Regions from separate parts of the Homo sapiens genome. Here all the other regions are linked to region 2. Evidence: chromatin contacts called from ENCODE Hi-C or POLR2A ChIA-PET data. All regions are on one chromosome and are shown on one strand. The core of a region is the stretch at or near the end of the contact, and the rest is flanking DNA. Distances in the headings are between cores, read along the strand shown.

Region 1 (3,448 bases), core at 665-3,164, 420 kb after region 2:
ACTTTTCAGATGAATTTTATACTTCCGTTATGAATAAGAACTCCAGTTTTTTGATATACCTAATGTTAAATGACGAGTTAATGGGTGCAGCACACCAACATGACACGTGTATACATGTGTAACAAACCTGCACATTGTGCATATGTACCCTAAAACTTAAAGTATAATTAAAAAAGAATTCCAGTTTCTCACCCTTGCAGGTGTTTGCATTAAAATTTTATACTGACAATAATATTGCCAAGTGTTCTGCTCTGTGCCTGGTTTCCTCATCTGTAAATTGGGATATCTGCCTGTATTGTTTAAAAACAAAAAATGGCAAAACAGAGCTATAAAGAACAGAAGTGTTACGTAAAATGTTGCTTCTGTAGTGTCCTGTTCATAGTGTGAAGTGCCCATATGTGGAATTTTGTTTTTTGGCAGATTTTGTTCCCCTTAAGACTTTGTTAATTACCGATAATGTTTATTTCCTCAGTTTGTAGAAGACTATGAACCTACCAAAGCTGACAGTTATAGAAAGAAAGTGGTTCTTGATGGGGAAGAAGTTCAGATAGATATTCTGGACACCGCTGGGCAAGAGGACTACGCAGCCATTCGAGATAACTACTTTCGGAGTGGGGAAGGGTTTCTTCTTGTGTTCTCAATCACAGAACATGAATCCTTTACAGCAACTGCCGAATTCAGGTATGTCTGAAATGAAATAGCAGAAGCCCCCAGGAAGCTTTTTGCCTTTTCTCATATGTCTTAGGCCTATGAAGAATTTGGGGCTGAGCATACTAGGAGAGGGCTGAGCTTGTTCTCAGGAATAATTCTGTCTAAAGAATCTTCTGGGGCTTTCTGAATCTTGGCACATTATAGACTATGATGATTATAATCTCTTTGGGCTTTCCTGATCTGTGATTTCTGAATAAAATAATTTTAAGAGTCTTACTGTCCCCGAAAACAATGAAGCTATTCCATATAATCAAGAACATATAATTTTGTTCCTATAAATACTCAGAGATTTTCATTGATAAATTAACCATCTATCCTTTAAATAATGTTACTAAAAAAAGTAGCAGGTTTAGTCTGTGTTGAAGGTTATGAAACAATGACTGGAAAGTGAAAGATGGGAGTCAAAATGACCATTTGCTGCTACTTAAGGACTTTCAGCACAGTGGAGGGACGAGAACGCGGCTTTAGAGTCAGGAGACCTGGTTTGAATCCCTGCCTTGCCGCTCACTGACCATGGGCAAGTTTACTTAGTGTCAGGATTTTGTTTCTTTCTCTGGAAATGCACTTGTGAGTTGAGAAATGAAATGAAAGGATGTATTAGACTGTGAATTTCATGTGGGCAAGAACCTGGCTACCCTCCATTGTCCCCTGTCACAGTGTAGACACATGGTGCTTCCATAGTGAGTAGAATATCCATTGTTATTTATTTTAAAATATGGCAACTATTCTCCATGAAGGTGTTAGAGAAGAAAGAAAAAGAAAATATAGCAGTGAAAAAAATACCTTCAGTTCATTTTGTTATAAAGAAATAGCCTTTTGGGCATAATTCTTATGCTCTATAAATGTCTCTTTACCCCATGCCCTTCCCTTTCTCCTACATAATTGAGTTTTAAAAAATCTGTTCTTCTTATAAACATATCTATCTAGATGACTTTTTAAGAAGCAGATCTAGAGTTTAGTAGGGAACTGAAGAGAAAAAACCCAAAAATCAAATCAGTTTTTTTCATTCTTCAGCAAGTTCTGGTCTGACAGTAAGGTGGTCAACCAGAGGTGAAAAGGAGAAAGCTAGCTATCCTTCCAGGACTTGGATGGAAGCATCACTGAGCCAGGGAGGCCTCGGGTGAGCACAGGTCACCCAGCAGGGCTAGTGAAAGATAATAGGGAGGTGCCTCAGTGATGCTTCATAGCTCCAGGCTTCAGAGTCGAAGACCTACTTTTCTGGAAGCAGAGTGCGTGTGGTGCAGTGACTAGTTAAGTGACTATGACTCATTATGAGAAGTTCTGTTAATTTTTAGACATTTCAGACCTTCCTAAGGGCTGCTCTGTTTGAATGTAGCCCATGTATTTATAATTGTTTGCATCTGCGTAGTCCTGTTTTTAATGCCTCATAGAGGGTAAAACAGGACAGATGCACACACTCTCTTCTTTTCTTCCCTGTCCCGAGCCTTTTGATTTCCTGTTGTTCTGTGACTTACTTAGAAGGGAAGTGGGCAGGAGAGTTCTCTGCAGAGGATATGGAGAAATACAGGTATTTCAAGTGCTCCTTGTCCTCTCCTCAGTCACCACACATGCACAGATAGCACTCGGGCGTTCTCACAGAGTTGGAGCAGGGCTCCCCTCAATGTGGAAAAGGGTTTTGGTTGTTAGGTGGAAAGAGAGATCCTTAGAAGAAAAAGGACAGATGAATACCTAAAACCAGAAAGAAGGGGAAGTTGACCTCTGCGTAGGTTTCTCATGTTGTTGGGAACAGAAGAATGCAGGTCAATTATCTGAGCCCTGTGGCTAAACTCAAGTCACTTTACTTCATGTCTGTTAGCAGTTTTAAAACAGCATTTGTGTACTATCTTCCAAATAGAAAGGCCCCAATATAAAATGACATGTGAATATGCTGTCTTCCTTGAAACTTTTTCTGGAAAATATTTTATGAACTAAGATAAGTTCTGTCATAAGAGACCAGAACTTGGTACTCCCATTTTTGGATCGATATGTTTATCAATGAGGTAATTTTGTGTGCCCCTGCAAGACTAATGAGCCAGAAAGCTATCAGTTTTTATTGTTCATAGTTTATAATGATCACATGACTTCAAATGTATCATGTTCTTTGACCCCAGTTCAAATGTAGGCTATAACAAGGCTACACAAAGCCAATTTCAAGCATCTTTTCATCTTTTTTAGTTTGTCTTAAAATATTTGATGTCTGGCACTTAAATTGACTACATGAAAATTTTAGTTTTTTTTTTTGTTTTTTTTTTTGTAGATACAAGGTCTCCCTATGTTGCCCAGGCTGGTCTTGAACTCCTGGGCTCAAGTGTTCCTCCCTCCTCAGGCTCCCAGAGTGCTGGCATTACAGATGTGAGCCACCACGCCTAGAAAATATTTTTATTATTGTGAAATGTTACCCTATACCATATAAAAATCAATACAGATCTCTACAAAATACATTTTTGAAGGGGACTCTTTTTAGAATGTATTGGCATATAAAAGTAGAAATATTCTCATGGGACCAAAATAATGGAAATGGGGTATTTAATTTTTTTAAATATTTAGTTTTGATTAGTACTTTCAGATAGCTGATAATTTTTAGTAGACGTAAAATTTAATATGCTACGAGTAATGGTATTTTTGTAGAAGACACTTTTGAAGTACTTTTCCATAGGGCTTGTCGTATTTCCTTTCATTTTTTTCACTTTGTAGTAGAAAAATGGTACGTATTGGAATGTGATTACTGCCTAACATA
Region 2 (3,129 bases), core at 572-3,071:
TCACATCTGTAATCCCAGCACTTTGGGAGGCTGAGGCAGGCAGATCACCTGAGGTCAGGAGTTCGAGACTAGCCTGACCAATATGATGAAACTCTGGCTCTACTAAAAATACAAAAATTAGCTGGGCGTGGTGGCATGCACCTATAATGCTGGCTACTCAGGAGGCTGAGACAGGAGAATCGCTTGAACGTGGGAGGCGGAGGTTGCAGTGAGCCAAGATCAGATTGTGCCATTGCACTCTAGCCTGGGCAACAAGAGCGAAACTCCATCTCAAAAAAAAAAAAAAAAGTTTATTTTGGCTGGGAGGTCCGGGATCAGATGGCCACATCTGGTCTGTTCTGAGGGTTGCGTGCTGTCATAACATGACAGAGAAGCAGAAGGGGAAGTGGGTGCATGTAAAAGGGATAGAACTCCAGGGGCAGCCTCACTTTATACCAACCCATTTGTGGTAATTAATCTAGTACTGTGATAGTGAGAACTCACTCGCTCCCTTGAGAATTAACCTTGTCCCTGGAATGTGACATTAATCCTTCTAAATGACCTAATCACCTCTTAAAGGTCCTGTCTCTCAAAATCACCATACCAGGGACCAAATTTTCAACACATGAATTCTAGGGGACAAACTCAAACCATTGCACATATTTTTCTAATATATGTTGTATATAAATGTAACGAGAATAAACTTCTCTAGTGAATTTATTGATAGGTATAGAAGTTTCCTCCAGTATTAGCTTTTGTTTGCTACTTATGTTAAGATGCCAGAGTAGTTGATATTGTTATTGCTTGTTTTGTCAAATTGCTTTCCCAACAGATATCTTTCTACCATGTTAGCAGCAATAAGTATTTCTTGTCTTTATTTTTTATCATTGGATTTTATTTTGGGGGTTGTTTGCCCATGGCATGTCATTATAATTTCCCATTTTCTTTTTTTATTTTAACTGAACATGTTGATCATTTGTCTGTTTTTACTCATAAGTTATATTTTTTATTGGAGGGGGATTATCTAATCATGCCTTTTGTACCACAGTTTAACAGCTTTGGAACTTGGGGAAGTTGTATTTACTCTTTAATGCCTACATGATAGAATTAGTATGAGGTTAAAATGAGATAGTTTTCTAAAGTTCTCTGAGTACTTTGGCAATGAAAATATTAGCAATCCTTTATCAGTTTGCTATAAATAATTGTTACCATCTTCGTTCCCCTTTTATGGCATTATAATACAAAATTATATTTTAAGTAATATTTAGCCAAATATGTCACTTTCCAGTCACAATTTAAATATAAGAATAAAAGGCATAACAAAATGATATAGATATATGCATGAGTTAATGTGGCAATAATATAAACTAAAAAAATATCGTGATAGCCTGAAAGTGAAAAGTATTTTCAATCAAATGTTTCTTTGTATTTTCATATTTATTATATGCTCTTTAAACCAGTTTGCCTAAGGTCAGGTTGTTTTCTAAAAGTGCTGTGTCACATGTGAAGTCTTTTTTCTCAACCAAGTCATTGGTATGAAAACAGTTACCAAGTTAACCCATTTATGCCTAGTGCTCCATTATTGGCTTGCTAAGCTTATGGGAGTTATTTATATCCTACTGCTCAAGGTCATTGCCAAGGCCTGATTTTTCACACAAAAAACGTTTGCTACCTCTGGCATAAATGGGTTAATAGATGAGGACAAAAGTCAACCAGGTTAAAAAATGTGAAGAATGTAACCTATCAAAGTTGATTTCATTCAATTTTTTTTTTTTTTTACAGAAACATGATCAGGGGCAAGTCTTGTTGGATGTCGTCTTCAAGCATCTAGATTTGACTGAGCAGGACTATTTTGGTTTACAGTTGGCTGATGATTCCACAGATAACCCAGTAAGTGTAAGATTTTGTCTTTCATTTTCATTTAGTTTTTCCTCTCAGTTTAGTGTAGAAAGTCCTTTCTGATTTACAGTGTTCACTGATTTGATGAGTTTTTTTTTTACTTGACTTAAATAGAGGTAATTCTTTTGCTTTTGTTCCTCTTTTCTTGACATTTTAATCTTTCAGAAGTTATTAGCTTTAAGGTTTTCATAATTATGTCAGGTAATGTCACTTTCATTAATTATGTGTCTCAGACAACTAAAAAGTAAATCCAATTTATGCCTGTTGACTGAAAGAGAGGAAATTGGGCATAAAGGTTAAAATACCTTCAGATGTATATAAATTAGTCTGCACTAAAGTAAAATTAGTTTTTTATTGTATTTATAGAGAGCTATTTCTAATAAAAATTCTTAATTTATTCAATGTCAAATTTCCAAATTTCATCAGAGACCCTCACAAATAAGATAGAGATTAAATTTCAGAGCTGTACAATTATTTGGCATTAAATTTCTTGGATTTTTACTTATTCTTCAGTAATTGCAATTGTGGTTCTTTTAATTAGATAGATCACATCATAGAAATAGAAGATAGCATGTGATGAATAATAGAAATGTTTACTTTGACAATTAAGTGTTATAAAATGCACTAAAGGATATACCTTACTCTGAACCGAGATAAAGGGTATACAAGCAAATTCTGATTGAATTCTTTGTAAATTTATATGCTTATACAGTGAGGGACTTCTGCAATAAAGTATATTCTTTTGATTAGTGTAAGAGGATCTCCATTTTGAAGGGAATATTTTGTATACTTTTAGAAAGATTAGGAGGCTGAAGAAATGGTTCTGGATTAATGTTTTAGAAATCTGTTTATAAGGCTATATTAATAGAAGGGCTATAGAAAATACAAATAATGTTTATGAGAAAAGTTGGTTTGTTTTTTTCTTCCTCTCTCTCATGGTTGGGATCTTCATTCTCTGAATGAATAGCTAGTGGGAATTATATATCAAACGTTAAATACTACCACTTATTTTTTTGACATCATTTACTGATTTTGTATTACAAACCAGTCATGGAAAAATACGAGGATGACACAAAGAAAAACAAACCAAGGGCCAGCTAGTTTCAGTGAAAATAAATGCTTTTATACTGAACTAAAATTAAAATAAACTTTCCTCATACTTTGATGCCTTCACTAGACCACTTGAGCTTCTTCAGGGGCCTAGAGTTATACTGTTGTTTCCTGATAAATAAACCCATGTAAAAATGGAAG
Region 3 (3,260 bases), core at 369-2,868, 320 kb after region 2:
ACTTTCCTGGGCTCCTTATAACATAATCGTGTGTCCAGGCAAACGCACACTAGTGTCTGACTGGAAAGCTCAGGAATTTTAATCTTGCACTGTTTCCCAGGGAGCTGTAGTGATTGGAACCCACGTTTGCACAAAACATTTTTGCAGAAGGAAAGTCAACACTTCTTGCTGGCTGCCTCCCCTTAGCCATTATGCTAAAAACAGCTTCTGAGTTTCACTGGTGGGGCTCTTGCCAGTTCTTAATTATAGGACATATTTTCTCAAAGCTGAAGGTGACACCTAGAACCAGGGGCTTGACCCAGGACATGATGGAATGAGCATCAAATTTTCAGTGTCTTGGCAACCGTAGATGTCCTACAGGGTTACCGTTGTGCTGCTCACCACAGAGCAGCTGAGGCATTATGCCTTGGAAGACCTAAATCTCCCATCCAGTTCAGGAGGTGACAACATCCTTATTTTAAACTTCCTAAAATTAGGAATTAGGTAGTTGGACATAGTCTGTGACCTTTATGTCGTTGGATACCTGTATTCTTGACAGTTAGAATATTGGTAGGGACTTTGTTAAAATTCACTTGAATTTCAAGCTCAGAGGAAACTTTGTCTCATGCCCTGACATGAAGTGGCAAACACGGAAGTTCATACTTGAATGCTGAATTGGCCCCGACAGATTAAATGCGTGTTGGGGATTGGTTTCCTGTCATAGCTGCTGCTGCTGCCATGCGCAGAGCTGCTGTAACAGCTCTTCCTGTTCTGCTCCCCTGAGAACAGTGTGGTGGGGAGAGGCAGGGCTGAGGTGGTCTACGAATGTGGCAGGTAGGGAAGGGGAGATGTCTGTCTCTTGAGAAGAGAGAGGCATGTGTGCCGGCATCCTTGATGGGTTCAAAGAGAAAGGTTGGAGATGATAGTGGGTGAGAAGCAGGCTGGTGAGACTGGGCTGAGGTTGGAGAAGGGGCAGCCGGGGGCACTGCTGAGGGTTTGCCGTGCACGCCTCGGACGGAGCACGGTGGGGTGGCGGGGAGCAGATAGTGCTGCCTCCCTGCGGGCAGACAGGAGAGGAACCTCAACTCAGTCCATTTCATAGCCCTGATAGGGGAAGTGGGAGTTGACAGGATGGTTTAAAATAAGACGTGAAGGTTTCAGTTACCTGCTCTAGACTTTGCCTGAGAACTTGTAAATTAATCAGTGAGACCTAATTTGTGACATGTCAGTAGCATCATCTTTTGACACACAGGAGGTCATGGTCATTTCATTCCTACTCTTCAGGAGACACTGCTGAACAGAGGAATGATTCTGTTCCTTGTGTGCTTACTTCCTTAACATTTATACATTGTTTTAAGAAAAAACTTTTAAAAATATTTCTTATAGTCTCCTAACATTTGTCTCTAGCCTTTGCCTTTGTACAATCACAGATATCCTATGGAGATTTAAGGATGAAAGCCCTGAGTTGTTCTTGGGTTCTTGGATCTGGACTACTTGTTATCTTATGCTTCTCACTTCTGGCTAAAACTTGCACCTCTTCTTCTCTTAGCTAAGCCCCAAAATGAAGATTTCCTTCAGAAGTCTTGTTAGCAGAATTATTTATCAGTCACAGAGAGAAAAATCTGCTATTTTTCTAAGTAAGAGTCTCGAGAAGCAGAGTTTTTGTCTTGTCATTGAGAGGAGTCAGCAGTCTTGTTCTGTAAAGGACCAGAGATGGTAAATACTGTCCCACTCAGCTCTGCTGGCGCAGTACAGCAGCAGCAGCCCCAGCACAGCTGTGTTCCTGCGGAGTCCCCTTTACAAAGCCGCTGACCCCTGATGTGAAACTTTGTAGAGCAGCAGAGTGGCTGCGTGAAACGGGAGGCTGGCAGGTCCTCAGATAGGTTCTGCAGTGTTACCTGTCACTTGGAGGCAGCCAACACTTCTGGACATTGCATCCTTATTCACACATGTGGCAGCTGAACGAGGTGCTGTTGTGGGTGTCTCAGCTCTGAGGGTCTTTGTGAGCTCCCACTGTTGTGGGTGTCTCAGCTCTGAGGGTCTTTGTGAGCTCCCACTGTTGTGGGTGTCTCAGCTCTGAGGGTCTTTGTGAGTTCCCACCAACTTTTAATTATTCATGCCCTTGACCATGTGGTTGCTTGGAGACCTGGGGTCTTCTGCAGACTGAAGAAGACACATTTCTAGATTATTTGTCCTTTTTATCCTCTCAAAAATTTAAACACTGTACCTCTTCAGTGGTCAGAAGAAAGTTGGAAACTTTTCCTACATATTAGGCGTTAGTATGAGGACATTTGTTTGAATTATAGAAATTTGCCCTGAGCTGAACTGGGTTGTGTTAACACATTGGTAGAGCTATGATTCCTTCCCAGTTCTAAGAGATACGATCTGTAAGTCCCTATGTCACCACATTGCTTGAGATGATCATTCAGTTACTTGTCAGGATTTCTCCTCTTCAGAGAGATTTTTTTTTATAGCACAGATTCCTTTGCCCCTTTTATCTCCTTATCTGGATATGATAAGTGGTTATGAGGGTCTCACTAACTATTTTGTGTTTACCTTTTATATGTGTAAAACTTTGCAGTAGCATTTAAAGTGTAATTTATTTTTCTATCAAGTGCACTATTCATTTAGTGTGTTCCAGTTTTATATGACTTGTATTAGAAACACTGCACTGAGTTGTTTGTACACTGAAATGAGAACTCTAGATGTAACTCTATTCAAATAAACCTTCGTGAGACATTCATGTTTTTGTGCACTGTTTCTGTTTCTTGGAACTGTGATTCCTACATGCTGACCTCAACAGAGTTAGACCAGATCCACTGTTGGTACAAACCTGAGGAAGTGAGCAGAAGCAGCCGCACTGTTTTTAGGTTGATTTCCATGTTTTTGTGGTGTAAATTTGGGAGTAGGGGCATTTTCAAAGGTTGAAAACCTCATTGGTCATCCCCAGCATATCCTGGAAGGCACGGTGGTCATTCCAAGGACAGCATGGTGCAGTATCACCACAGCTTTGGACATCGGATCTGGGCTCTACTGCTTAATACCTCAGGTTTTTTGTCTGAAATGGCACATGAAGTGTGTGTCACAGCGTGTGGTAGAGTATGCAGGTGTTGACTTCTCCTTCTCTTGGCGCCCACCAGTCCCCAGCCTTCTCTGGGTTTGCACTGCACCATCCAGCGAGGAACAGTGCCACCTGGGTTGGTTTCAGGACTTCTGCTGGGCAGAGTCATACTGCACCATATGGGTGTTGGCAAAGCTGAGAAAAGTTGGAAGTCTTCTCT
Region 4 (3,337 bases), core at 547-3,046, 360 kb after region 2:
AGTTTTGATAGGTACAGTAGCATTTAAACAAACAGCTGTGTGGTTATTCCTTTTGAGGACCTACTAAAACAATTCGACTTACTGCCCCCAGCTACACCTGAAAGTGCGAACCTGGAAAGCAAGTCTCTTACCCAGGTACACATCACACACACCCACATACTGAAACCACCTCCATCTATGATGCATACTGATGAGGCGGTGATCTCAAACACGGCGTGAGACGAGTGTTTGAAGCCTGTTTCCATTTCCAGGTTTGGGATGAATGAACAAGAGGCGAAGGCCAAGTGGAGTCTGTGTGTGCCTGGGTCCTCTCTAGGAGTTTAATCTGGCATATCAATATTTAACTTGGGAGGGGGGGGAACGTATTTCCCAGGGCTCTGGGTTATAACTACTCTGGCCTTCTTTCCAAATATTGGAGCAATTTTCGGAGCTTCTGGAACTGATGTTTCTTCAGCATCTTCACTATCTTCGTGATGGAGATCATATGAAATGTTCCCATATTCTCTTAAAAATGGGAAAATTTCAAGCAGAAACTGACAGAAGTCTCTGCGAATGCCAAACCACCAATGATTGCCCCCCTTTCGCCTAAATGTTGTGGCCATTAAAGTTAGTAAGGAAAGCCAAAGGGGGACAAATATGGAGACGTAGGAGAATGTATTGTGGCCATCCAATCTGTGAACCAGCAGGACCTCAAAAGTGAGCAGAGGCACGACAATCGTTATCCAACTGATAGCCATGGTCACGTGTGTTCTCCGCTGCTCGGCAACCACATCCAGGGACCGCAGGAACAGGAGGGACCAGACGATGTAATAGAGGACGACCAGGCAAAGGAACGACATGAGGATCCACAGGGGCACAAACACCACCAGCCACGGCCAGTGAATAATCCTGTCCAGCTTTAGGGCGATGAAGATGAACTGCAGGATGTTGACCGAGCACAGGATCTCCAGCTCCAGCGACCTATCGTGTCGAAAGCCCCAGACGCAGGCAGCCACGGACACGGGGGACACGAAGAAGAGAGGCATGAAGACCAGCAGCCAGAAGTGGGTGCCCCTCTCCACCCTGTCGCAGACCAGGACTTCGAACATGAGCAGCAGCAGGTGGATGCCCACAGCGATCAGCATGGCTTTGAACTCCACACAGGCCTCTCCCTCGGTGCGGTAGCGAGGGTTGCGGGCCCAAACGCCCGCGCCCACGGAGGCGCCTGCGACGACTAGAAGCTTCCACAGCCATATGGGGGCAAAGACGGCCCAGTAGCTCCATTGGATGATGCCGTCCAGGCGGAGGGGCAGCAGCACCGAGAAGAGCAGCAGGCAGGTGTAGATGAGAAACTTACTGGGGTTGAAGTCCTGGAACAGGCCCCTGGGGTTCATGGCGGAGGCCGCCGCTTGCCTGCCCGGGCCTGCTCCCTCGCGACGCTCGGCGCTCGCGTCTCCGCGGCTTCTCCGGCCGCCGCCTCCCGGGCCCCGCCCAAGCCGGCTCCGCGTGGACGAATGCCGGGACGACCAGGAGGAGGTTCGGAGCGGCGAAGCGGAGAGGCCGGAACACGTGCACGCGCGGTCACGTGGCCCGGCCGGAAGCGCGCTGGGGTGTGGCGCGCGCGGGCACGGGCGGCGCGGCGGTTACAAACTGGGCGCTGCCTCGGTCCCGCCGCCGCCCGCGTTCACTCCGTACCCATCAAGAAGGCACCTAATGCGTGTGGGGCCCGAAGGGGCCTGGCGCGCTGCTGACTCCCCAAGCGGCCCGCGACCTTGGGCGGACGCTTCCAGGCGACTCCGGGAACATGGAGGCGGGAGTGAGCTCACATCCTCCCTGCCGGCCGGGGCGGGCCCTGCGGGGGCGGGGCCGGGTGGAGAGGGCGGGGCCTGGGCGTTGGCACCCTACCCATCTCTGCCGGGATCCTCGCCTCCCCGCGCTCGCCGCGGCTTCCCGGGAACCCGCCCGGGGCTAGAGCGCCCGCGGTGAGGCTCCAGCACCCCGCGCGCGCGAGCAGAGGCGGTGGCCGGGCTAGTGCGGGAGTTTGCGAGCGAGGGAGCGGGTGCCGGTAACTGAACGGATGCAAGGCGATGTGCATGAGCGCAGACCTGTGGGGGCCGGCGGCGGGTGTATCCCTGGCTCAAAGGAAAAGGCCCGCGCGTAGACTCAGGGCACGAGGTGGGGGGGCCTTACCTGGGATGAAGACTCGCGGGGCAGAACTCCGCCTGGTGGAGCAACGGACGTTTCTCAGGCTGCCTGCGAAGTGGCTGTGCAGAGATCCCAGGCGGCAGCGGCGCTCTTGTACCTGTCCCTCTCACTCCAGAGTGGAAGGTGCTGGTGAGGGTGTTAGACCCCACTCGGGAGGAAACTGGATCCAGACCAGGGTTGGGGGTTGCTTTCTGCCCCAGGTCACCCGGCAGGTTAACAGAGAATCGCGTCGCAGATACAGGGCTCCTACCTTCAAGTGTCTAGTCCTCATTTTGACTTATTTGGCCCTGTCTCTGTGTTATTCTCGCAAAACCATGTTTTCCTTTTCCTTTGGAAAAGGGTACTGGACCAGAGGTCAAGAGATTTGGGTTCTTGTCCAGGCCGTGCCACCCATCAGCTGAGAAACCTAGGCAAATTCACCTCTTTCTCTCTGGGCCTCAGTTTCCTGGTCTATGAAGTTGGGGGACAGACCTGGGTGGTGTCTAAGGGCAAGGCTGCAGCGGGTCTGTGATTTGGAGCACCCCTTTCGCCCTCTGGCCATCTGGGCAGACCCTGGAGGATTTCTGTCTTCCCCGCTGTCCCACTGCTCAGCAGAGCCCTGGCTGCCCTCACCAGTCTCTCCTAGTCCTCTTTTCCTGAAGTGGCTGTGGGATGTTGTCACGCAGGTCCTGGGCTCTGAAGTGGGACAGGCCATCAGAGGAACGCATGGCCTGTCAGGGCCTCCGCGGAGTGGCCCTCCCGCACCCTCACAGCACTGCCCCAGGCGGGCATGAGCAGGGTGTCCAGGTGTCGGGCGGACAGTCCCAGCCCCCGAGGCGCTCTCCACAACTTCACTTCAGCCACAGGCAATCTGTGGCCCTGGGGAAGGGAGTCCAGCTGAGTGAGCTTCACCAGTCCTCAGGCTCAGCCCTTAAGGCTGACTTCATAGATGTGTCTTCAGGGCCTCTTGTTTCTGGAGAGCCTTATCTCCCTCCATTCCTCCCCTAAACAGAGTTGCTCCAATCTGTCTGTTTTACACATTGGTCTTTTTTGTACTCTTTTCTCCCAAGAAGGATTTGTCAACTAAAAATTTGTAAAAGTGGAAAACCCCCTCACCAATCCAACCTCTTCATCTGTGAAATGGGCTTGGAAAAGCACACAGGATTGTTTTGAG

Evidence for each region. Hi-C counts contacts between places; a loop is a spot of excess contacts on that map. ChIA-PET counts read pairs that join two places held with the same protein, here RNA polymerase II (POLR2A). Pooled maps may share reads with other maps.
Region 1: a loop to region 2 is called in a map with no recorded cell type, with 6 times the contacts of the local background. The contact joins two enhancer-like sites. A Hi-C loop is called at or near these places in 4 of 37 single-sample maps with no recorded cell type and 3 of 50 pooled maps.
Region 3: a loop to region 2 is called in a pooled map, with 8 times the contacts of the local background. The contact joins two enhancer-like sites. A Hi-C loop is called at or near these places in 10 of 37 single-sample maps with no recorded cell type and 12 of 50 pooled maps. POLR2A ChIA-PET finds 5 or more read pairs at or near these places in 2 of 52 experiments (activated T-cell and activated naive CD4-positive, alpha-beta T cell).
Region 4: a loop to region 2 is called in a pooled map, with 3 times the contacts of the local background. The contact joins the promoter of TMEM185B here to the enhancer-like site in region 2. A Hi-C loop is called at or near these places in 3 of 37 single-sample maps with no recorded cell type and 10 of 50 pooled maps.

Annotation. Positions count from the first base shown.
Region 1 is chr2:120,285,402-120,288,849 of GRCh38, forward strand. It overlaps RALB (RAS like proto-oncogene B), which reads left to right. Exons shown (of 5, transcript NM_002881.3): 3 at 473-681. Among named protein-coding and RNA genes, the nearest start is that of RALB, 34 kb to the left of the region's middle. RefSeq lists an enhancer at 2,139-2,308. Within about 2 kb of position 1,915, at least 5 of the 41 ENCODE cell types and tissues checked have a DNase peak (open chromatin) inside an H3K27ac peak, as active enhancers do.
Region 2 is chr2:119,860,775-119,863,903 of GRCh38, forward strand. It overlaps PTPN4 (protein tyrosine phosphatase non-receptor type 4), which reads left to right. Exons shown (of 27, transcript NM_002830.4): 3 at 1,762-1,869. Among named protein-coding and RNA genes, the nearest start is that of PTPN4, 100 kb to the left of the region's middle. RefSeq lists a silencer at 431-480. Within about 2 kb of position 1,822, at least 2 of the 41 ENCODE cell types and tissues checked have a DNase peak (open chromatin) inside an H3K27ac peak, as active enhancers do.
Region 3 is chr2:120,176,398-120,179,657 of GRCh38, forward strand. EPB41L5 (erythrocyte membrane protein band 4.1 like 5) reads left to right here. Exons shown (of 25, transcript NM_020909.4): 25 at 1-2,722. Among named protein-coding and RNA genes, the nearest start is that of TMEM185B, 45 kb to the right of the region's middle. RefSeq lists an enhancer at 737-836. Within about 2 kb of position 1,619, at least 2 of the 41 ENCODE cell types and tissues checked have a DNase peak (open chromatin) inside an H3K27ac peak, as active enhancers do.
Region 4 is chr2:120,221,604-120,224,940 of GRCh38, forward strand. TMEM185B (transmembrane protein 185B) reads right to left here and starts at 1,797. Exons shown (of 1, transcript NM_024121.3): 1 at 1-1,797. The coding sequence starts at 1,373. The coding sequence ends at 321. RefSeq lists silencers at 1,396-1,595, 1,746-2,115, 1,835-1,995 and an enhancer at 2,090-2,753.